Linked DNA regions of Mus musculus: all the other regions are linked to region 1. A link is a loop called in an ENCODE intact Hi-C map of the cell type or tissue named here. Cell type or tissue: left cerebral cortex. All regions are shown on one strand. Links, peaks and the distances in the headings refer to the core of each region. The heading gives the core; the rest is flanking DNA.

Region 1 (5,473 bases), core at 306-5,305:
ACCACCACTTTAAAACTGATCACAGTTTTTAGCAAAATATTTTTCAAGCCTGGACAAGTGACCAAACTTAAAAATGGGGAGGGGGAGAGGAGTGTCTTGAAATATTTTAAGAGTATTTTTTAAAGCTGTTAACTGAACTATTTTTAATTTGGAATTTGCCACAGAATTCTAATAAATGAGAGAAGTCAGGCGGAAATAATCATGTATTAATTCTCTGCATTACAAAATCTTTTCAGAAGCTATTATCAGAGCAAGAGGCATTGCGGTCTGAATTCAGGGTGGGAGAAGGCCTTTGTGCGGCTGAAAGCTATTGTTCCCCTCTACAGATGAAATTGTACTTGCAAATCTGCCATTCAAATAGCCACAAAAAAAAGCTTATATGAGCAGAAGAATCTCCCAAGAAATAATTATTTTTAAGCATAAACTTTAATGAAAACAAGTTATGTGCTGTTTTTAAAAATAGGCTGTTTGTTGAAAAATCTCAGGCATATACATAAGTGAATATACAAAAGATAATAACTTATTTGCTATCTTGAAACACTCCTAAAATAGTTGTTCTAGAAAAAAGCGCTCTGTTTTAAGATGAGGGAAGATTCATGATTTTGATGTTGAAAAGGAGGAGAGAGTTCTTTGAACTCATTTTTAATGTTGCTTGTTAACCACAACAGGGTGGAAGAACCAGCTAAGCTAGCAGAGAAGAGGCCAAATGGATCTATCCAAAGAGGGAACCTGCCCCCTTGCATTTTTCCGATCCACTGGCTGCGTTTTCTTTACATCAGAACTCAAAACTGGGCAGCGGGTACCCTCAGAACACTTCGCAGGCCAATATTTTGGCTTGTTTAGTGCCTGAGGCCTGGAGTGTTCAGGAGTTTTCTAGGGTGATGTCCTGGTATTGGAGAGGGATATTTGGCCGTACTGTCCCAGTCCAGTCCTGAACTAGCCCCAACCCCAAGAATCAACTACCTTCAAGACTGAAATATCTTATTTTAGCTTAACTCGCTCTCATGCCCGTAAAGGCCTTGGCTTTGCCCAGCTTTGCCCAGCTGGTCAATACCGGGTTGTGGAAGGAGTCAAGCGCGGGACTAAGAAGCTGGATGGCGGCAGTCACAAGTCCCCTCCCCCACACGGGGAGGCTGACCCTCACAGGCCTCTGCTTTCTCACCCCGGTTTCCCTGTCCCTTCCCCCTCACTAATTCCCAAGATCTCTGTAGAGGTCGTGGAGATCAGACCATGGCGCAGGACACAAAAGGTCGTGGGTTCCCGGGAGCCTCCAGTATTCACAGCCCCAGAGGGTCCTAGCTGGGACAATGCCACAGCCCAGCCTCCCTGGCCACAAAGCGCGCTCGCAGGAGCCGTAAATGTCCCCAACAAGGCCCGTACCCACCCCAAAATACCAAAAGCACCGCAGCGCTACCGTGGCCGACTAGCACTCCCCAGCTGGGCCACTGTGCACTTTAGGAGTGGAGCATCTAGGCTGGGGGCTGGTGGGCACTAACCCTAACCTCCTTTCTCTGCTTCCTCATATTTGCTTGATTCCTAAAATCTGTCATCCTGGCTTGGTGAAAACCATTTGGACCACTAAGCCCTTTACACCAGATCGGGAAGACTCTCGGTTTCCAGCAGTAACACGCAATGCCTGGTACCTAAGAAAGCCCGAGGTCTGCTGACTTCGATGGACAACTGAAGAACTGAGCAGAAACTGAGTGGGATAGGACCCAGGCAGGCAGAGGCACGGTGAGGCTCGACAGGTGGACTGCAGTACACACCTAGTTCTACCACGTACAGGGCCCTGGCAATCCTTATACTGACCCCTCTTCTTTAAAGCAGTCCAGCCTGGAGCGTCGCGTTGCAACGAAGACGCAAAGGGACTTCGGCTTTAAAAGTCAATGATGCTGATTTGGGGGCTACCCAGATGTCTGGGGGCGCAGCTTCTTTAACCGCAAAACAGGCGGGTTTTAGGAACCAAACCATTAGTCAGAAATGAAATAAATAAGCTCTTGTTCTAACAGCTCTGAGTCAGAAGTTTTTCTGGCGAGTACGCGACCGCCCCACCTGGCGCGCCCGGGGGGTGGGGGTCTCGGATAGATAAGGGTGGGAGAAAGTGTAGGATCCCTCTGGGGCAGGGAGGTAGAAGCTCAAAGGTGATTCTTGGAGAGGCTGGGATTGGGGAGTCAGAGGACTCCTCACTTTCCTGGGCCGCCCCCACCTGCTTCTCTGAACGCTCCGCCCCGGGCCCACTTGGTCCTCTTAACTCGCCGCCAGCTGGGACTATCAAATGGCACAGAAGCACACCCGGGACCCCAGAAAGGAGAGAGTAAAGAGATCTCCAAAATGCTGCCAGAGGAAAACGTCCCCAGACCAGTCCCCTTTATGCTAGCTGCTCATCTTGTCCTTCATCCATCCTCCCTCTTTGCTCATCATACCGTATGTCTCCATCTCCTCTCATCCTCGAGGCCGTTTTCTTCAAGTTCTGAATTTCCCAGAGGCCCAGCCTTATGACAAGCCGAGAGGAGTACTCAAGAGAAGTCCTACAGACCACTATCCCATTATCCCTTGGGGAAGTCTCCTCTGTCTCTCCCTTCTAATCTGTGCGCTCAGAAAGAACTACCATCGTGGGCACTCCGCCTCAGACCCACCTGGAGATAATTCCAAAGGTGGTATTTCCTGTTGGCCGGACCTTTGACATGTGTCCTGTGGCAAGTCAGTTACCCTCTGAACTAGGCAAGACGCCCAGTCCTGTATCTGGGGCCCTCAAGCACACCCTCAACCCTTGGAAGGTTCTGTTCTGCGCCCTGCCAGCACTAAGCTTGGTGATGGCCGGGGGGGTATCTACTCTTGATCCTTTCTGCCCCACCCCACTCTTGTCTCCTCTGCCAGGGCCCACCCGACCGCCCCTCTCAGTGCCACGACAAGGCTGGCCATCCCTGGTTACCTGCAGCAGGGAGGACGCTTGATGCCCAAGAAAGCAGGAGGTGGGGGTGTGCGCCCTGCTAAGCCGCTTCGGGGCTCAGCGGCCGCTGGCGACAGCGCCATCATCGCAACCAACTGCTTCCCTGCATTGAAGCCACTGACGAGAGGGGCCATCCTGCTTCTGACCACAAACTTCTCAGGAGGCGGGTGGAAACAAAGGTGCCGCGCGTCCCAGCGGTGGCGCGCCGTAGCACTCGCTCCGAGCCGAGGGTGCAGGCAGTTCTGCGAGGCCTGCCGGTGCGGCCCGGCGTGCTCCGCCCCAACCCGGCCCCCTGGCTAGGCGCACCGGGTCCTGACGCTGCGTGGGCGGGTGCAGGGCCGGGCTCGGGACGGTCCCCGCAAGGCGGCTGGCCGCGCGCGCAGCTCCAACCGGCGCGGGCGCCGCGCCCCGCCTTATATCCGGCCCCGCGCGCACCCGGCCGGCGACGGCGGCGCGGCTCGCGGCCCAGCCACCGGTTGCTATAGCGATGTCGTTCCCCCCCCCCCCCACATGTTGCTGACAGCAATTGGCTAAGGGGCCGCGGCTCTCCGTACACCCTCATCCGCCCAAGACTATGAATGGACATAAGCTTTGTCAGTCATTGGTACCGCGCCGGAGCCTGGGCCTTTACCGGTTCTTTCTTTCAGTCTTTCTTTCTTTCATTCCCGAGTTGCACTTCTTTCTGGCCAAGTTCAGAGTAGCATTAGGGTGAGGGAATGAAGCCTCAACTAGAAAAGTCGCCCCTCATGGCCCTACTGTGACCTTTGCTTATGGCAGGGGAAGTATTTCCTAGAGACTCTCCAGGAGAAAAAAAAAATTACGGTAAACCGAGCCCGTTCTCGCCTTTCCAAACAGAAGCACATTAATTACCTAAGGGACTCCCCCATCCCCATCCTCCCACCACCACATACTGTACATGAACCCCAGTTTCTAAGACTCAGATGCTCATAGGGAGCAGTCTGTTGAAAGCAGGTGCTAATGAGACTTTGCCACCACTCGGTCCAGGCCAATTGTGGGACTACCAGCCCAATATGTTTGACTGAGGCAGCAGTGAAAAGCATTTCTTTCTTCATCTTTAAGCTCTTGTCATCACCGTAGATGGCCGCCCGACCCCCCGGGGGCCTGTGTGTAGGATACAGGACTACCTTTCCAGTCGCTGGAGCCTACCCAATTACTTGACGTGAGCGCAGACCTGGGGCAGGACTCCAGAGGGTTTATGCTAGCCAAGCGGTCTCTAGAGTCCTCCTCTGGGTTCCGACTCTCTGCATGAGGCTCCCGGACTTTCCCTTCCCACAGTCTTCCTCCCCAACCCTTGTTTGGCCCCGGGCATGGCCACAGGTTGGACACCCTGGTGCGCTGCGCCCCCACAGAGCGGCCAGGAGCCTAAGAGCGAAACCCAACATCTGTGCGTACAATACGCTCTTCAAGACCCACAGCTGCAGGAACAAGGGGAAGAAAGGAAAGTGTGGGGGAGCAGATTTTGTCATACACAGATGACAGTCTGCGGAGGGCTCTTTTTCAGGAAACCCCGACGCATCCCCCCCCCCAATCCCTTCTCCTGCCGCCTTCCCATTGTTCCCGGCACTTGGGACAGCTGGAGACGAAGGCTTGCACGGTCGACACCCCCCCACTCCCACCCTGCTGCCTCACACTGAGAGGCTGCAGAGCCAATTCCTGGACCCTAGAACAAACTCCGCAGCCCCCACTGCAGGCCGGGCCAGGAAAGGCTGGTACCGCCTTGCCTTTTCATCCACCTGGGCGAAGCCCCAGACCTGCCTAATGCAAGAGGCTGGAGCTCCACAGCCTGGAAAGGACCAGGCTCCCAAAAGGAGGGTCCAGTGCTACCAAGTGCTTGCTTAAGCTGGTGCTCTTCCCAAGGACGACTTCCCCTGGTCACCGGCTTAAACTCTTTTGTTTAGCTTTAATTTACAGGGGCTGAAGGAGAGATTCCCCAGAGGCCTGAGACGGTGGCACAACCTGCACCAATCCTGTAGGCCTGAGTGGTTTGGAAGAGGCAGTTGGTAACTTCATGGGAAAGCTGAGTTTGAGGGGTGGCAAAGAGTATAAATTGGGCTTTCCCCAATAGTCTCTTGGGTATGGGATGCCCCTATGCTAGAGGATAGGCCCTGCAGACCCTCCCCCCCCCACACCAACCCTCACTCTCCCATCTCACCAACCCCCACTCACCCCACCCCCTGCTTAAAATCGGTTGCGGCATGGCAACCCGGAGGCGCTCCATCAGGTTTGCTAGAGTGGTCCCTTTCTGTTGCGCCCTCAACAGGCCCAGGACTCTGCAGGGCACGGAGGCCAGTTAGCTAAAGGCCTGTCCTGGCAAAGACCAGGACCGAGGTGTTTTTTCTCAAATCCTATAATCATCCTCAGAGCCCAGCCTACTTGAGTGCCCAGTGCCTTGCGTTCCATTCCCAGGAGGAGCTCTGGCACAGGAGAACATGAGACCTGGAGTCTGAGGAGGGGACCTGCCGCCCTCATCCCCTCTAGCAACCGGGCCTCTCCATAGCAACA
Region 2 (5,473 bases), core at 365-5,364, 120 kb after region 1:
GTTTATTAAACAGCAAGTAGCCATGAGCCCATCAGAAATATATAGGCATACATATGATAACTGTGTGTTATCTTAAAAAGGTCAGATGAGTGCTTATTATCCTGTGCTTATAAGGTCAAAGGCTAGTGTAGAACATTGGAAAACACCATCCACATGGTCAAAGCATCCAGGTTTACCTTCATGGTTTATGTATGGTTGAATGAGTATTCCTATGCAGCAAGAGATTTCTTCTTAGGAGTTTAGAGGGTAGTCTGATGCTGCATCCAAGGCTCACTTACGTCTAAGGGGGCCAGCCACTGGGCTGTTCCCTGCAGGCAGTCACTGCCATGTAGCTGACCATGTGATAGGTTTTTTTTCATAGCTTGGTCTTTACATGACAATCTGTAATATCATGTATAAACCTATGACATTCAGTCTTTGCAGGGTGGTTTTTGCAGGTTCTGGACTATACATCAGCATGTGGCCCTTGAAGTGTAGATGAAACTACAGTTTCTGAGCTGCTGGTCTCATATGCTGTAGCCTTCCTGGTTTAACTTAGGAAAACTATGAACTTCAAGGATTTTCTTAACTTTTAAAGGGAAGTATGAATATGGGACATGAAGACTTCATTTTTAGCTGCCTGGAAGAATAGCTCCTAGCCCCGAAGATCAAAGGAATGAAGAGTGAACACACACCCTTATCCATCCATCTACTCTTCTATCCATTGACCTGTCTACCCAACCAATCACATGCTCATTCATTCTTCCATCTATCTGCCTATCACCTCCTTCTGAATTGACTTGCTGATCCATGTATCCTCCCTTCATCCATCTCTCCACCCACCTGTCCATAAGCATATTCATTTACATATCCACTTAACCATGCATGGATCCAATCATCCGTTACCACACATCCTACAATGACTGACTGAGAATGGATTAGGGGTATATACTGGGCTAGCTACTTGGGACAGACATGGGTCCTCTTTTTGTGACTATTTAACCTGAAGGGCTTATAAGACCAGAGCCCATTTTTTCTCCTGTCCTAATTATAAAGAAGCAGAGGCCAGCAGGAGTCACATGATTCATTTAGTGTTACCAGAGTATTGGTGACAAAGCCAAGTGTTCCAAAACTTTCTCCACAGCATTTCCCTCAGCACATGTCATTCTCTGTCTGTATTCCATGTGCGATCAGATGAGGATTCATAAAAGTTTATGAGGTGAAGACTAATGGACTTCTCAACACTTCTCAAACATTTGCTTTATGCCCCTGTGCTCTGGTTTCGTTTCCCACACTTTAATTTACCCTCAATCAATCAAAGTGCAACACTATTAAATAAAATTACAGAAATTAACTTATTGGTATTATAAATTGTGCGGTGTTCTGAGAAGTGTGATGGAATCTTGCACTACCCAGCACTGTCCCACTTGAGATGTGGCCAAGCTCTTTGTCCAGAGTACTCAGGCCATATATGCTATCTCCTCATTGGTTACCTAGCAACTATATCAGTTATCAGATCAACTGCTTCTATATCCAAGGCTTGTTGTACTTAACTGTGATCACAACCATGGGGGGCACAATGCTAGTCATCTAGATGGGTCAAAGAGAAGCCAAATGCTTCCTTTAAATGAAGTAGAGAAAATTTTCAATTTAAGAAAGAAGACTGTATGCTGGCTTGAGGTAAGATCTACGGTAGGACAGAACCTTTTGTGCATAAAACTGTGATGAAACAAAAAGAACTTTCGGTTTGGCTGATATACTTCAAACAAAAAGAATCCTGGCTACAGTGTACGTTGTGTGCTTGGTTCCAACAGAGAAGACAGGACATGACAGGATAGCAGACATTCTTGGAAACTCTCAGCCCTGGAACACATACTCCCCTCGGGGGGGGGGGGGGTCCCTTTCATTTGCTAGATCTTAGAACAAGCTTAAGAAACTAAAACTTTAATTTTCCCCATGATGTCAAGGTGGTTTTAATTATTATTTTGAGACAGGGTATTATGTTGCCTAAACTGGTCTTGAACTTACTCTGTGGACAATGAGAACTTCCGTCCTGTATACCTTTACCTCCACAGTGCTGGGATCACAAGCATGAGTGAGCATACCAGTTTACATGGTGGTAAATTTCAAACCTAAGGTTTTGTGCTTGCCAGGCAAACACTACCAATGGAGCTACCTCTCCACATCACCCGAAAGAGCTTTTATTTGAGATATCAAGCTTTCCGTACAAACATTTCTTGGTGCCTCTACCCATGAGGAGGCTCATGCACGTGACTCTGCTTGCTGGGCCTCCCAGCATGACTTGTGATACCCAGGGTTTGTTCAGAGAGCTTAGAAATCCAAGTGGGTGGGCAGGGGCTCTGGGTTTACAGACTGAAAACCCCACCTTGACCCTTTTCACCAAGTAGATCCCTTGTGGCCTCTTAGTTCAATGGGAGTTGTGTGTTTACACCCAAAAGAAAAGCATGACACAGATGTGGGTAGCTCTTCTCAGAAGAGGTCCTAGAGAGAAGAGACTTGCAGGAGTTGGCAACCATTCACACCCTGTCCTAGGAGACCTGTGGACCTTCTTGCGGTGGCTGAATTTTAAGTGTTTGAAAAAGGGTGGGTATGGCCTGCACATAGCTCTCAGGAAGTCTTGGAGCAAGCTGTGGCAAGAAGAAAAGCAAGTGAATTTACAGGCCTTAGATGGGAACTCAGGACACCACTGACATCTTCTGCTTGCTTATACCTAGGCTTCTATGTTTATAGCAGGAGATGAAAAAATGTACAGAGACCACTTGGATGACCTTGCTCAGGGTCCAGCATCCTCGTTCTGATGTGATGTGGATGGAAAATTTCCATTCAGGTTCCAGTATTAGAAAATAAGTCCACGCTAACTCCTTTTCAGCCAAGGTCTTAATTCTGGAACTCAGGTGACTCCAAACACAGATATTCACAGAGCCTTCCCATTTGTCTGTTTTTCCATCTCCTCTTCACATCCTTCCCCTCCCTCCCTTATCCTTTAAGTCCTGGTAAATTCCTGGCAACTCACAGAGGATTAAGTCACCCTAATTTCAGGAGCCTATCAAGTTCAGAAGAGATGTGTAAGTGTGACCCCTAGTGGCTGCAGGAGAGGCAGCGGTGCAGGTGTAGGAACCACCCAGAGGCTGAGATCCCGCAGGGCTGTGCAGGAAGGAAGAGCTTGCCCATGGCCTCACAGTGGACCTTCCCTGCAGTGTGCTTTGAGTGATTCTGCCTGCTCTGCTATCTGCTAAATGACCTGCTAACATTCTTTTGGACCACACTCAGGATAGACAATCTCTCTGAAAATCCCTATAGTCCACTTTCATCCATGCCAGTCCTTCCTTCCTTCCTTCCTTCCTTCCTTCATGTCTGTATAGGATGACCTATTTGGGAGCCTCAGAAAGTCCTTTCTACTCCCAACTACCATGAGAAAATGCCCGTTATTTCTGAGGTAACTTTTTATGTGGATTTGGGTGAGGCCAGTGGCTGAAGACAAATGTAGCCTTTTGTTGGGGTTCAGTTCTCAATGTCCAGAGGACAAATACACATTGGAGATCCCAAGGCAGAGCTATCCACAGAGATGGGTGTGGTGTGGCTTTAGCTAAGTTCTGGAATGCTTGAGTTTGTCACAAATCAGTCCTCTCATAGGCAAATGTGAGTGGATATTAGCACCTGTTTGGCCTCAGTTGTTGAAAAGCTCCCCTTGTAGGCAAAGAACACAAATAGACATTTTTTTTTCTAGAAGGAATGCACAGTGCCTGGCAGGTAGGCCCGGAGGAGTGAGCATCAGTTTCAGCCACAGACTCCTCTGGATGACCAGTCATGCGAGACGGTCAAGGACAGGGTAGAGAGATGAATGCTCTGAGGTAGCATGGACTGCTTCCCACTTCTGGGACTAGAGGAGTTTTCTGGGAAGGAAGATAAAGGACAGGAGTCTGGGGCTAGTGACAATGTGCCATGGAGGGATTGTGCCCTGGATGGGTGCTGGGAGCCAATGAAGTCTAAGAAGAGTAGAGGCTAGACTGAAAGTGCCAGAGTTACCCAAGAACAAGAAGGTGAACTTTGAGAAGAATGTCCTTTGCCTTGGTGGACCTTGGTAGCCCTCACCCAACACTGAACATGCTACAGGACATGGTGCTATGGTGGTTAAAAAAAATCTCAGGTGTGTATATCAAGAGCTTGGCTTTTCTCATGGCTCCTCAGGTCTCCTCTCAGTATGTCTACCCTTCATCCACAGAGGGACAAATACCTCTGGACCCAACATCAGAGTCAGCAGCTCAGTGGACAGTAGTTTCAAGTGAGCTGGAAGGAGACCTTGGCTCCAGATGCCAGGAGCACATGTTACAAAGGTTGATGGGAGACCTTTCTGGTTCTCCAGCCAACCTTCCTTAGGTCCAAAAAAGCTGTGAGAGGAGATTCAGTATATAGGCCAACATCTGACTCTAGAAACTACATCCTCAAACACTTCTCCAAAACAGCCCAGATGTCCCATGGTTGGCTCCATCTGGCCCAGGGGTGGGGAGAGCAGCTGCCCCATGGTTAGCTCTACTTCCATGGGGATGGGGAGACCAGTGGAATGAAACATGGGATAGTAAGTTAGGAAAGGATTTCTGCAATATGTACTTATATCCACAGCCTGACCTCTATCAAAGTTACAGTGGCCTATTGAATCCTGGTCAATGTCACTAGAGGACAAATGTGACAGAGACTGCCTCCTGTGGTTCTGTGATTGATGCCCTAGCATCTTACACTGGGATCTTAGCCAGGGCTCAGTCCTCCTAGGAATTTGTCAGTAAGTTAAGGGAGGCCAGGTCCTGGCTCCCAATGGTTATTCTCAGGGGCTTGTGGTCCAGGGAGACTTGAATGCAGGGGATGTTTGTAGTGATGTGTCTGTTCATGGCAGAAGGGCTATGACTCCTGCTGGGACCACAAGGATCAGTGTGGTTTCTGTGCAGCCTTGTTTCCTAGATGGGTATTTGTTTATATGTTTCTTTTCAAATACCTGGGAAGAGCATAGCTTCAAGCAAATATCATCAGCTCACGCATGTGCCCTATACATAGGCACTTGTGCACACAGGCACACATGTGTCCTACACATAGACACTCATGAACACATGCACACATGTGTCCTACACAGACACTCATGAACACATGCACACATGTGTCCTACACATGGGCACTCATGCACACATGCACACATGTGTCCTACACATGGGCACTTATGCACACATGCACACATGTGTCCTACACATGGGCACTCATGCACACATGCACACATGCACACATATGTCCTACACATGGGCACTCACATGCACACATGCACACATGTGTCCTACACATGGGCACTTATGCACACATGAGCATATGCACGCAGGGCTACATCCAGCAGCCACCATCTTTCCTCTTCAAAATCATACATATTTCATAAAGCTTCATGCAGAGTGTGTGTCTTCTGATTTATGGTAATTGTCAACAAAAGCAAAAACAT
Region 3 (5,473 bases), core at 365-5,364, 170 kb before region 1:
GTAAGCAGGCTTAGAGTTCTTTGGGTAAATCATTCTAGTTTGAGTTTAAAATTTTTTAATCTTTTCAAATTTTTATTTTACATATATAGGTCTTCTGTCTGCATGTCTGTCCAAGTAACACATGCAAGCAGTTCCTGCTGTGGCCAACAGAGGGCAGTAGATCCTCTGAGACTGGAGTTACAGATGTTTCAGATACTGTGTGGGTGCTGAGAATTGAACTTGGGTCCTCTGCTCTCTAACTCCAATTTTAGGTGTGTGTGTGTGTGTGTGTGTGTGTGTGTGTGTGTGTGTGTGTGTTTGAGAAATCACACTACCTTCTGCAGTGGCTGCACCAGTACCTTCTCCTACTAACTGCATATCAGATCTCTTCTCTGCTCACATCCTCTCCAGCATCTGATGTCTTTTGTTTCCTTGATGAGAGGCATTCTGACTGTAGTGAGGCAGACTCCCAAAGCAGCTCCCTGCTGCTAAGGCTGCCAAACACATTTACAACTATTCATCGTCCATTTTTGCTTCATACATTGAGAATTGCAGTCAGTTCGTTTGTTCAATTTATTTATTGGTTGGCTTGGTTCTTGGTATTTAATTTTCAATTATTATCTGGAAATTCTACCCACATACACAATGTATCTCATCTTACCTACCTCCTAGTCTCTCCCTTCAACTCTCTCTGCCATCTTTCCAACTTCATGCTTTATCCCTTCTCATAGCATGGGGTGATCTACTGAGACAATGGGCAAAGGGTGTCAGATCCCCTGAAATTGGAGTTACGGGTAGTCATGAGCTACCAAATGGGTGCTGGAAAAACTTGTGCCCTCTGTGAAAGTAGCAAGTGCTTTTGCTTTCTGAATCATCCCTCCAGCCATAAGTCTTTTCTTTCCTTAACCCTCCTGCAAACACATCCTTACTGGGCCCCGTGAACAGAGCATCAAACATGGCCTCTCCTACACCTGCTTCCGCCAGCAACTCCTTTCCTCACGTATTGTTTGCCATCCTTGATGCTTACGGAGAGCTCAGCTGGTTGTAGACAAAAGTCCCTAATGGCTCAGGAGCTGTGCTGACAGGAACTGATTCTTCCACTCATTCTCTTAGGTTAAACAGCCTTTCTCTCCAGGAGGGTTGGGAAATTGCTCAACTTCTCTGTTCCCACAGCGCTCAGACGGATCCTATCCATCCACATGTTCTGAGTCGACCCAGGAGCCAGAATAAGACAGACTTGTCCAGTGTTTGTTTTAAAAGTTTTTCCCGATGCCAGCAGCTCTGGTGCTGAACATTCCCTGATTATGGTAAATTTTCATACCCAGCCATTGTTAGGGCCTCATCTGCAGCTGAGCCATGGATTTCCCTTCCTTTGTAGGACTTAAGGTTTTTTTTTTCTTTTCCTTTCTCCTAAATCTCTTCCTCCTCAGCCCCCAACTTTTGCTATGAACTCCCAGGAAGGCCACCTCAGCACAGAACAGGAAAAAACTCCCAGTTGGTAATATATACCTGTACATACATACAGAAACCAGGAAGTTACAAGGGGAAGTCTTCTAAAACATTCTGTGTCTTTATATGAGAATTAGCAAAATCCTCCTGACAAAGACATTTAAATGACTGCCCTCTACAGTTACAGAAGCACACCACAAAACTAGTTATTCAAGAGCAAGATTGAGTTAGAGAAGCAACATGGAATATGCATTGAAAACTTGATAATATGAATGTAGGCTTTAGGAGTAAGCCTTCTGAGAAAACTTGATTTTTATTCTGTAACAATTTAGGTGACACAGTAAATAAAATGAACACTATAAGATAAATGCTACAGCAACAAATCCAATAGGTATGCTCTGTGTGTGTGCATTCCTACATGTGTGTGCACCTCTGTGTGCACCTGTGTATACACCTGTGTGAAGTTGTGTATACAACTGTGTGTGTACACCTGTATAGACACCTGTGTGTGCACCTGTGTGTAAGCCCGAGTGTGCATATGTGTGCACCTGTGCTTGCCTCAGCAGAGGCAGAGGTTGACATTGGGTATCTCCCTTCTCTTGCCCATATCCACCTCACTTTTTGAGACAGTCTCTCACTAAACTTTGGGTAAAACTTTGGAGAAACTGGCTAACCAGTAAGGTCCCTGGATCTGCCCTTCTCTGTCCCCCAGTGCTAGGGTTACAGGCACCTGGTACCATGCCTGTGCTTTTCCTTTTACTCAGTTTTCAGGGATGCAGACTCAGGTCCTTATACTTGCACAGTAGGCACTTTATCCACTGAGCCATCCTTCCAGCTTGCCAATGCTCCTAAGGAATGAAGAGTTAAGAAATTCTCTGAGGAAATCCAGTGGTGACCCATGAACATCTGCTACCAATGCTGAACAAACCCCAAATCTGATCTCTCTTATAGCAACTCCCCACCACTAAAGAAGAGTTAGATGAGGGGAAGAGTGTGTCCAGATGAAAGCCCATGACCAGCTCTAGCCAGATCCCAAGAACAATTTCAAAACCAAGTGCTCTACATTAGATGCAGTGCTTTCATTATTCAAAGACTTAGAATACTGTAAGAACATCACAGCCATCCCAGTTTTCTCAGTGGCATCTATAATTGGACATTTTAAAGATAAACTACCTCATCTACATTTAAACATGAAATTACAGCTTACAAACACATTATGAGATGTGTTACTGTGGGTAACTGATGTGTGAAGAGCAAAGAGTCTTTCTTTTCCTCCTCCTTCTCTTTCTCCTCCTCCTCTCTCCTCTTCCTCCTCCTCCTTCTCTCCTCTTTCTCCTACTCCTGTTAATTCTTTTTTCTGAGACAAGGTCTCACTGTGTATCTCTTTCTGGCCTGAATTTCCATATGTAGTATACATAGGTGGGAAAGATAAGCCTGCCTCTACTTTCTGAGTACTGGGATAAAGACATGCACCATGAAATCAGGTTAGAGAAGCTGAACATTTTAATGTGCTTTCTAAACTCTAATATGAGGAGCCAGGCATAGATGTGCCTGGGATGCTGAGCTGGAGGATGGTGATTTTGAGACCAGCCTGAGCTGCTGTCTACACTCGTGTGAGTTCTGGGGATCGAATCCATGTTGGCAGGTTTGTGTGGCAGGGAAGGCTCTTCACTGGCTGAGACATCTCACCAGCCCAGTCCTGAATGAATACTTTACTTTTTGAAGTGAGGTTTTGTGTTGCCTGGACTGGCCTCAAATTTGCTTTATTATTTTTTAAAATGTGTGGCGACTAACATGGGTGCTGGTATCTGGATCTGTTTCTCTGGTAGAATGAACAGTAAGTGCCCCTAACCTCCAAACCAGCTATCCAGACACAGATAAAACATTTCAGGAGAAATCCCTCATTTGTCTATGTAGCTTAGTGACAATTTTTATTCTACACCGAGAATCTAAGTGCTTCACAAAGAAAAACAAAATCTCTTCCCAGAGCAGTTTCATGCCGCAACCTTTTCAGTGGTCACAAGAGGGAGCCTCCACAAAAGAAAACAACTGCACAGATCACTGCATGCTTCTGAAGATTCACTCACACAAGCATGCTCACATGTGTGTGTCTGCACACACTAGTACCCGCGCTCACATATAGAAACATACGTATGCACAAACAGTTCACATACATGCTCACACAATCATGCATGCTCACATACAGGTACTTGCACACACACACATACATGTGCACAATGCATGTGTATTCATATGCACTCACATGTATGCTCACACCAAAGCACATACCCATTTGAATATTTGTGTGCACCCACATGAAAATTTGCACATATTCATACAGAAGTAAATTGGTGAGTCTTCCTTTATGCTCAAATGAATTGAGTTAACATGGAGTTGCAGGTTGAGAGGATGACAGCCCTTATCCTGTCCCCTTGGTAATTTTAGTGAGGAGTGGGAGCTTTGCATCCAGCAGTCACTACTCAGTATCATGACCCTACAAGTGGCACATCAGAGAATGCCAAAGACAGTGGTGAATGACGGGTCATCTCCTTTCCCACACTCATAACAAACAGTGATTTGTGTTTTGCTCACCTGCACATTTGATTCCCATTTTGTTGTTGTTTGTTTGTTTGTTTTATCTTTCCTTTCTGATTTGTTGAATAGGAGCCAAGCCCTTCAGAGATGCAAAGCTTCTTGGGCCAGTAACACTTCTAACATCCCTTGGATAGCATCCTCTTACTTACTAGCAGTGTTCAAAAATGTTCTGTTTCATAAACTGCCACTTTCCTATCATGAGCTATTTTTCCTTTCTAAAGTTGTTAATCATGAATTATAAATTTCTCCTGTGTTGAACATTCATTACTATCTACCCAATTTCATTCTAGAAGAATGGTGGGAGACAGGAGAACTGTTAGTCTCATGGAATTGTTTCACTTACAAGAGCCCACCAAAGGACTCAAAGGCAGTTGTACCAAGGAAAGGCACTGATAACAACTCAGGAGAGCTCCATAACTGGACTCCCACGAACGATTTGCAGGCAGCAGGACAGCAGAAGAGCCTCTTCTTCTCAGTAGCTATCACAGCTTATATGAGTTGAGAGAGGTTCGTGACTCATACATTTCATGACCTTCCTGAGATTTGTGAGCTGTCAATTCTGAGTTTTGCCAGTTTTGTTTACTTGCTGAGCCTTAAGGAGCTTTTCCCTCCTGTATGGAATGTTCTAATTAACAGGAAATGACTGTGTAACATCTCTATTGTTAGGTTTATTCCTAGGTATTTTATTTAGTAGTTTTGGGGGTTTTGTGGACTTAATGTGTTCCTTTTTCAGTGAGTTTGTCACTGATGAATAGAAAAGTGTTGGGTGCTGGGCATGAGGAAATAAGGTTGGGGGGACCTACATCCCACCAGAGCTGGGGAGACTGGATGGGCAGACATGGGAGACAGCCACGGGGCCCAGCAGTACTGCTGCCAGACCCTGCTCCAGGGGATGGGGAAGGCACAGTCTCAACCCAGACTCCCATGCACCACAGACCACTGGGTACCCGTGGAAGAGCTGGCTTCAGGGTTTCTGGGTCTCACAGAGGCTAGAGATAACAGGTTCTCAGTCTTGGACATCTCAGGCACCACTAGATGTCCAGGAAGAGCTGAGAACAAAGTGGGCGCCCTGGGGGCAGCTTGATCATCCCTGGGGCCTAAGTGAGAAGGGTCAGGGGGGAAGGCATTGGGTGGTTTCTGGGCAGGCAAGAGTCTGGCTAGCTCAGGCTGCTAGCTTGGCGGGTGACTTGGGTTGGCTGAGGTTAGACACGTGGCTCATTAGAGGGAAACCTGCTCCATTGCTCCAGCCTGGTGGATCCTGATGAGAAGAGACGGTCCATGGTTTCAAGGTGTTTATTGTAGAAAGGCAGAGAGAGGGAGAAGAGTAGAGAAGTAGAAGCCGGACATGGCCATGTGGAGAGAGGTGGAGGTTGGGGGGAGAGAAGGAGGGTGAAAGGTGAGAGTAAGAGAAAGAGAGAGAGAGAGAGAGAGAGAGAAGAGACAAGCGAGA

Evidence for each region. A loop is a pair of places that touch in the nucleus more often than their neighbours do. Peaks named below come from ENCODE experiments on the same cell type or tissue, not always from the same donor. Only the 100,000 strongest peaks of a DNase experiment are listed, where the experiment ranks them.
Region 2: a loop joins it to region 1, with 2.1 times the contacts of the local background. A loop is called at or near these places in 3 of 42 quality-filtered maps.
Region 3: it touches region 1 in a loop (2.0-fold over the local background); 3 of 42 quality-filtered maps call a loop at or near these places.

The regions. Positions count from the first base shown.
Region 1 is chr12:117,151,758-117,157,230 of GRCm38, reverse strand. All of the region lies in intron 12 of Ptprn2 (protein tyrosine phosphatase, receptor type, N polypeptide 2), which reads right to left. Among named protein-coding and RNA genes, the nearest start is that of Gm10421, 3.2 kb to the right of the region's middle. In left cerebral cortex, for the core only: CTCF peaks have their summits at 3,110 and 4,696; DNase peaks (open chromatin) are centred at 2,295, 3,399 and 4,283; H3K4me3 peaks cover 3,461 bases; H3K27ac peaks cover 2,875 bases.
Region 2 is chr12:117,033,054-117,038,526 of GRCm38, reverse strand. The region is part of intron 12 of Ptprn2 (protein tyrosine phosphatase, receptor type, N polypeptide 2); the gene reads right to left. Among named protein-coding and RNA genes, the nearest start is that of Gm10421, 120 kb to the left of the region's middle. In left cerebral cortex, for the core only: a CTCF peak has its summit at 3,105 (motif pointing left); a DNase peak (open chromatin) is centred at 3,082.
Region 3 is chr12:117,325,283-117,330,755 of GRCm38, reverse strand. The region is part of intron 1 of Gm5441 (predicted gene 5441); the gene reads left to right. Among named protein-coding and RNA genes, the nearest start is that of Gm5441, 9.0 kb to the left of the region's middle. In left cerebral cortex, for the core only: a CTCF peak has its summit at 3,394; no DNase peak of the experiment used is centred there.